2 separate regions of the Homo sapiens genome follow, and region 1 is linked to region 2. The links are chromatin contacts, found by Hi-C or POLR2A ChIA-PET in ENCODE. All regions are on one chromosome and are shown on one strand. The core of a region is the stretch at or near the end of the contact, and the rest is flanking DNA. Distances in the headings are between cores, read along the strand shown.

Region 1 (4,224 bases), core at 1,094-3,593, 98 kb after region 2:
AGTATTTGTTAAACTGAACCATATGCTCTAACGGCAGACATACAGAAAAATGAAGAGGAATAGCTACTAATACTGGGCTGGAAATACCTCAAAGAGGTGGCAAACCCCAACTCTGTCCATGTCTAGGGATACAGTGTGCTAAGTGTGTATTCCCTCCATTCAACTAGTACAGGTCTGTAGAAAACTGTTCTGTGTTCCTGGGCCCTCTACCTGTCTCACAAGAATGTCTATCTACCCTCTACCTGGTCTCACAAGAATGTCTATCTACCCTTTGCTTCCTCATCATAGTCGTCTACGTGGAAATACCCCCTTTGTTCAGCCAGCCCACTGTTCTGATTTATTTCTTCTGCTCCATTACTTTAAGGTCTGCTCATCACATTAACCTAAATCCCTGGTGCAAGTCCTGACACACAAAAATATTCATTCGTTAATGAACACATCACCTCTTAATTTCCTAGACAAAGACTTTCTTGACTATCAAAAAAAAGTAACTCGTCCTTCATATGTTTCATGCTATATTTTGCTCTTTGCTACATGTAAAAGTAAAAATAACAATCTAAACTACAGCATGAATGTGCAATTACATACTGTTTTTCACAGTTTTAATGTTTGTAGTCATGGAATTTGATTTTTGGCCTTAAAACTTCAGAGAACAGAGGTTAAATATAGTTAACCAACTTAAAACCATAGCCTGTGCTTCAAAATGGGCAAAATAAGAAGTGTATTGGTCACTTATTTGACCTGGATGATGATGATGAAAAAATAATAGCTTAGTAAATTGTCCTGCTTGGGAATTACCACAAGATAGAAGATGGAGACTATCAAATGTGAATCCAGAAATTATAGAGTTGGAAATACACCAAGACATTTTGAAAATAATCCTTACTTTTACAGAATGTGCTGTTTGTAGAAAGTTCCTTGATCAGTATGATTTTTTGCTCTATTCTCTGTCTATCGATTCAATATGCGAGTCCATTTAAATTTCCCTTCATCACGTTAAGATCATAGAGGAAATTGCGTACCTCAGGAACCAATTAAAGCTTAACTCACCTTCTTCTGACCGTCCCTCAGCAGCTGTTCCCAGAGAAAGTTGGAGAGAGCTCAAAGAAAAACTGCCTTGGAACAGACTCACCTGGAACTCATAGACTCCATCCGAGTCTGCGCTGCCAGGGGCCTTGGCGTCTGTCTCTGAGTTGTCATTTCATTTAGCCTGAGTGTGGTGTTCTGTACTGGGTGCTAAGGGGAATTTAGGGCATAGATTAGACATAGTATTTACCCTCAGGAATCTCACAGTTTAATGGAGGAAATAAGATAAACACACAGTGAATTAAGAGAAAGTAGATACATATGTACACATAAAAAATATTGATTTAAGTTTGGGAAAGAAGAGGACATAGAGGCAAAGGGTTTAGATGCTAATTAGAAAAGTCTTGCTGATCAGCCTTCACATGAGTCTAAGTGGAAGGAAAATTCTCTGTGTGCTGAAAGAAAAGGGACAGCTGTTCCAGAGAGGGATTTCTTTCTTTTCCCCCACCCCCACAGGGCCTGGATCAGGAGAAGCAACTCTGTACTCACGGACTATAAATCACATCCACATGACTGACCACTTGGGTCAATGGATGATGCCACGGAGATACTTTCCCTTGGCCTTCTAGTAATCTTGGATTAGCCTGGTTAGCATGTATTATTTTCTCTGTTCCTAGCTCTTCACCTGTCAAGTGAGTTAATGTAAAATAGTTTATCTCTTTCATTAAAAACATGATGCTGGTCTGTTTGACAAAAATGCTTATATTACCCACTTTTGAGGAGGAATATGTAATTTATATAGGATGAATCTAATATAATATTTGCTCTCCTAAGGCCTGTATTTTTCCAGAACTGATGGCCAGGACCATGCTTGACTTTTGGCTTAGGATGGCACGCATAGGAAGTAGGCACTTAGGCTTTGCAGGAACGCTGCTACCCTGGGGAATTCCAGACAACATCACCCAAAGAGGTCTGCACAGTTCTGTGTCACATTGCTGCATTCTTATACTCCTCACATTCTGTTGGAATAACATTATCCCATTGAACAAACAAATTAAAACAAAACAAAATAATTTTTTTAAATTTCCAACATTTATGGAGTTAAAATGCTCTCTCTCTCTCCTTTTTTCAATTTAATCAGAGGCTGTTTTTTCTTCCCCCCTTGGTGGGGGGAGCTGGGGGAAAAGAGACAGATGGTATCGTTTGCAAAAGGAAAGCTGAGAAGTTACTCATATATCTTTCAGCTTTGTGGCAAATGTGATGCCAAGATTCTTGCTTGGAGTGTATACTGCAATACAGGCACAGAGGCGTACCAGAAAGGGTGAGGCCAGCGCATGGAGGGCAGTGCAATAAATTGCTGTGGGCTGATCCAACACCAGAACATGTGAGCTATTAAACTTTGGCAGCTATTTTATTTTTCCCTTATGGAGTTTCAGACCTGTCTTGTACACTGAGATAGGTTTCATCTGGTTAAAACTTGTGTCGTATTTAAACTTCCTTCAGATCCATGGAGTTGGAGGGGAAAAAAAAAAAAAAATAAACCTAGCATATCCCATAACACACTGAAATGATGTTGGGGGTGGGAGAGGGGCAGTAATTGTGCCCAGATAATGTTGTCATACTTTGTAAAGCCTTTAATGCTGGAATTTATTTATTAATGATGCATGGGTTATTACCCACCATCTGTCTTGTGTTAGCAGTGGGCTGTTTCAGATTATGGTAATGTGTTTCTGATTTGAGTTGTGTTGAAAGCCAGAACAAGGCATCTCATGTGCAGTCCTCTTTGAGGCCTGCTGTTTTCAATTCCTCTTCACATAAAGGGCTTTTATTTGATTTGTTATGGGGATTTTTTCTTCTGTTGCCAAAACAGCTGCAAGCCTGGAAGGGAATAAGACACAGAGCCACATCAAACTTGTTAGCTTGTAAAAAAAACAGAATGTTCCAGGAACCAGAAAAAAATAGAAGGATGTGGGAGAGTGTATGGAAAGGAGAGGAGAGAGAGAGAAAGAAACTTTAGTAGCCTATTTGGCTTTCATATTTTAAAATGTATACAGATATATTTTGTTACTTAAGTATCATAGGTTAAATTGCATTGTATTTAATTTATTATGCCCATTCACACCAAACAGAATGGCTTTCTTTTCAATTGTTTTAGTAGTCTGTTTGCTAGCACAAAAGCAATAAATAAAAGTCCCCAATGAGCTAGCTGCCCTTCCTTAGGCATCAAAGCAAACACCCAGTTGTTTAAGCTTGATTTTTTAAAATGTACCGAACACATTCATATTTGTGCACAAAGAAAAAAAGGAATAAGTAACAGACATCCTGATCCAGAGTTCTTTGTCTCTGTTTCTCCCTCTCGCATGGCTATGGGTCAGCAAACTTCTAGATCACTGCTACCCAGGAGCAACGTTGATGGAAATGCCCTATGTCTTCTGTCTTCAATATGATAGCCACGAGCTACTTAAGGCTACTGAGCACTTGACATGTGGCCAGAGTAACTACCTACATTTTTAATTTTATATAATTTTAATTAAATACTTACATGTGGCTAATTGTCATTGTCCTAGAGAGTGTAGTTCTAGAATTAACTAAATAAGAGGCTATTTCTTCCCTCTGATATAAAGTAAAAGTCATCGCATATTAGTTATGGCTACAGCTTACTTTTAACCTAAAGAATTTGTTTGAAAGCTTTTTCCCTGATGTATTATTCAAAGTTGCTAGTGCCAAGGCTGTCTCTCAGAAGGCCACTGGCAAGTTCTTTCTTGAACCAAGTGCATAAATACTCTATTGAAATATGGATTTAGGCGAAAACTTAATGCTTCTCGTGACAAATAAACAGCCATAAAGAACTGTAACCAGAGCTTTCAAATAATATCAAATCTTCTAATGCTAAGTATATTCAAGAATTTATTTTAAATTTATTGGCTACAATTCTGTCTATTCATATTGAACAATGACTAATTGTTTTTGGAACATATGGTGTGTTCACAGATATGCTCAAAACCATTTGAAACTGACTTTGTGACCACTGTCCAGATTTTTGTTCATCAATTTTTTTAGAAATTATATTTATTAAAACATAAGCATAATTTGGAGTATCTTTTGTTGTAGATCTTCTTTTTTACAACTTTCCTACTGGTGGAGAAGAGGCTGTAGAGAGATAAGCAGATAAAGAGATATAGCAATCATAAGATATGT
Region 2 (3,998 bases), core at 382-2,881:
TGATGCTTTCCCAGTACACTGACTCAAGTCCACATTCCAAACCATAGTCCAAATGTCACACATCTAGTTTCTTCCAGTTTCTCTGACCTGACCAATTACGCTTTTCTTTACCTACTCTCCTGGCTTTCTTTGTATGCCTCTGTCATAAATTTGATATTGTCTATGGCCTTTGTTTGGCTTTGGTCCTTAGTGCTGGCTGGAATTCTCTCCTCCAAACGCTTCTCCCTACCAGATACTTGTATGGCTTCCTTCAAACCCACCAGGTTTCAACTCAAACACCACCTCCCAACATTATCCTTGATTACCCAAACTAAAGCAGCTCTTTCTTCCCCAGGTCCCTGTGTCATGTCACAGAATTGGCTTCAGAATTGTTCCCACCACCTGAAATTATCTTCATATCCACATATCTATTATATTTCTTGTTCAAGAGTATAAATTCTAAGAGGGCAAAGACTTGCCTGTTTGGCCTACCACTTTAAATTCTGCAGTACATAATGGGAATCGTATAAATATTTTTGACTGAGCCTCATTAGTTTATTGATGAGGAAACTAGGGCACAGGGTGCCTGATGAGTTTCCTTGTCATTTCATATCATAATGCAGACACTGTAAACACCTGTAATTAAACTTTTAATGGTCTGCTGGTATTTTATTTTTGATTACAGTTAAACAAATTATTCTATTATTGAAAAATACAACTTCTCTTGTATTGAATGAGCTTTTAGTGATTTGTCACACTACCTCCTAAAAGCTTACTCACCTAAGCACAAAACCCCAATTATTTTTACAGCACTGGTTAATTTTCTCTAAAATTTTTCTGAAATTGATGTCCCAGTTTCTGAAACTGTATCTTCTTAGGCATAGATTGTTCCTTGGATCATTTTTAGAATAATAGTGCCCTCTATGTTTAACCAACATTAGATAGTCCACCAAAGACTTCTTGGAAGGTTTTTAAAAGACAACTCATTGTTTATTTAGTCTCTGGTTACATTAAAAAATGAAACTCTATACTACAATTATAGTTTAATTTCAAGACCATTGATTTGTTTAGTTGCCAAGCTTTTGTAAATACTTGAATATATATTTCATTAGCTTGCCATTCATTTAGAGTTGGAAAAGTTAGAATTTCCTCTGCATGGAAAGAATCTGCTCTACTAGATCCAGTTTGTTTATTTTCTTGAAATAGTTGATGCAAATAAACAGTCTAGTTGAAAACAGGACTTTGGCTGGTCTTTAAAGCCAGCTGAACTAATAAACCAACTTGTCAGTGCTATTCTCCCAGATCATATTTTCCCTTGATGCTGTTGAACTATAGGGACACTCATTTATTATAGGATTTGCGTTCGTAATACCAGTCAAATCATCTGAAAATCTAGATCTTTTGGACAAAGTAATAAACAGATGACCTAAGTGGGATTACACTTTTACAAAAGAGCTTTCTCTGCTTTAGTTCCAGATATGGTTGGTTTTCAGCCTGGTAGTGTGATCAAAGTCAGATATCTCTGGAACAGAGTGAAGGAAACTAATGACTGCCACACAGGATAAGCAATAGGCAAGTCAGGCAGGTATGCAGAGTTGTCATGGACACAGTGATGATTATGTTTCATGTTGTTAAAATAGTAAGAGTGAATCTGGACGGTAAAAAACCGAGTCATGCCAGAGCACTTGAGTCAGCTATGTGTATGCCTGCTAGGGAGTTTTCCTTTGTTCTGCATAGAGGCAGTCAGCTTACTTTAGTGGCTTTTCCTTGCATGGCATAATCACCAGCTATGTGATTAACCATGTCTAGTTAAGTTATTTCATCACATCAAAAGTAGTGTAAAATAGCTCTTCTGTTGACTGGAAAGCTGAGTTCAGTGGTTATGAATGTACCAGACATCAAAGAGCTCCATTATCCACAGACTATATGGAAGCAGGCCAGCAGCATTCAAAGTTTCCCCTCTATTGCTCTTTCCTTTAAGTGGAGTCAGCACCTACTAGACTGGAGGGAAGGAAGTGATTTCCATAATAATCCATTCCTGCACTCTTTAACCAAATAGGAAGGATGGTGACCAGCTGTTCTGTATCTCCACCAAAGGCAGATAAAGGGGAAAAAATGTGTTCATTTTATAACAGGAAGACACCACTGGGTACTGGCTAGAAAAAAGAGAAAAAGCTTCTAATTCTGGCTTTTACCGCTATTAAGTTCTACAATTATGGCTAAATTGTTTAGCTTCTCTTGAAGCATCTCTGAAAGACTAGAACTAGTTTCAATAATCTGGAAAGTTCTTCAGGGCACAAATCATATGCAATTTTAAATATTTGATTCTATGTGTTACCTAAACTTGAAACAAGTGAATGAAAAATATCCAAATATCAACTCCAGGAAAATTTTAGTATAGGGAATACAAACCATGTCAAAATGTGCCTTGAGAGTGCAAAAAAAAAATACTCAATAAAGTCTAAGTAGATTATCCTGATGATTACAAGTGTTCACATTTTTAATGTATGCTTATCTCAGCTTGGGTTCCCCAGAAGCAAATCCTGGGATGAGGTTTCGTACAAAAGTGATTTATCAGGAAGTGTTCCCTGGAAAAATTGGTGGGAATATGAGAAAATGGGATGCTGAAGGGAAAGAAAAACAAAAGTGTAATATCAAGCAAAATGCTATAACATAATCAGTTCAATCCTCCAGAGAAATAGAATTGAGATTCAGGCCATGTTTGGGAAGAAAATGATAGGAAAATCCAATAGAGGAGTGATATAAAATAAAAACTATGTTTCCTTATCAGAATAGTTTGTTTCCAGATTTCATTAGATAAGACGATTCTAACAAGTTAAAGTCTTCTGCTTCAGGTATACATAGATATTGTATTATCTCACCAATACCTACTTTATCATCATTAAGCAGGAATTATGCTCTGATGGCAGCTTCCAACTTGGATCATTACTATTAGATAAGAGCAAGATGTCAACAGCATGATAGAATTCCTGAAAACTCATGGTGCCTTGTGTAAGTTTTACAAAGCATCCAAGAAAAAAAAAGTAACATGCAACAAATGAAATTAACATTTCTTATGTTATTCTTCCTTTGTTCCCTGTAGATGTAAAAATCTGGAACCAAAACTCTGAGGAATTTAAGATTAATTCCATAAAAAGCAAGTCTGAGTTCCTACCTTTTTTTTTCTCATATTTCATACAAGAATGGCTGAAGTAAATGTTTCTTCACTTTTTAATAACATCAATGTGCCAAAAATATACTTAAAAATGATTCATTAATTTGTTACATCATACTGTAAGAATTTTTCCTATCTATTTTGTCCAAGGACAAAATGACTAACAAAGCATGATGTTGCACTTACATGCTTCTTGATAGCAACCCAAGCTCCAATTCATTAAATATATTCTGATATTTGATTCTTAATCCAGTATCTTCTTATTTGTTTTATGTCTTCAAAAAGTTGAAAAGAATCCCATTCTTCATCTTCTCCTCATCTTTACTTTAAAATTCAACCTCCACCTGGACATTGACATGAAAATGCCCTTCCCTAGAACCCTTTAAGAACAGCATAAACAGTTTGCCTGAATAACAAAAATAGCAAATGAGTAAGGTAAGGTGGCAGGTGAATTCTGAGAGGACGAAATGTAAGGAGAAATTGACAACATCTAAGATTGGCTAGGATATAAAAGGATTATAGCATGGAGGGAAGAGACATTTGTGGGAACATTATTTTCAGATGGATGCAGCAAAAGTGGGGCTGGGTGATTGTTATGGTTACTTTGTTGTTGGTTTAATAATGTTGCGGCCAAATGTATACAAAAATGGCCATTCTATTTTTAACTTGGGAAACTTACTTATTCTCAAATTATTGGTACCTTCACCCTGTAAGATGGGCTAAAGATATTTACCTTGAAGGGTTTTCGTAAAAACTAATGTGCGCAGAGTGCTTAGCATACCTAAAACATTAGATAAATAGTAGCTTCTGTTTTTATCTTTTGGCTGTGACATAAGTACTAGTG

What was found. Hi-C counts contacts between places; a loop is a spot of excess contacts on that map. ChIA-PET counts read pairs that join two places held with the same protein, here RNA polymerase II (POLR2A). Pooled maps may share reads with other maps.
Region 1: a map of A673 shows a loop between it and region 2 (5-fold over the local background). The contact joins two enhancer-like sites. A Hi-C loop is called at or near these places in 2 of 168 maps with a recorded cell type or tissue (A673 and sigmoid colon) and 1 of 50 pooled maps. POLR2A ChIA-PET finds 5 or more read pairs at or near these places in 1 of 52 experiments (A673).

The regions. Positions count from the first base shown.
Region 1 is chr9:80,795,673-80,799,896 of GRCh38, forward strand. No RefSeq gene overlaps it. Among named protein-coding and RNA genes, the nearest start is that of TLE1, 890 kb to the right of the region's middle. RefSeq lists enhancers at 2,113-3,385, 2,536-3,047. Within about 2 kb of position 2,344, at least 9 of the 41 ENCODE cell types and tissues checked have a DNase peak (open chromatin) inside an H3K27ac peak, as active enhancers do.
Region 2 is chr9:80,697,985-80,701,982 of GRCh38, forward strand. No RefSeq gene overlaps it. Among named protein-coding and RNA genes, the nearest start is that of LINC01507, 880 kb to the left of the region's middle. Within about 2 kb of position 1,632, at least 2 of the 41 ENCODE cell types and tissues checked have a DNase peak (open chromatin) inside an H3K27ac peak, as active enhancers do.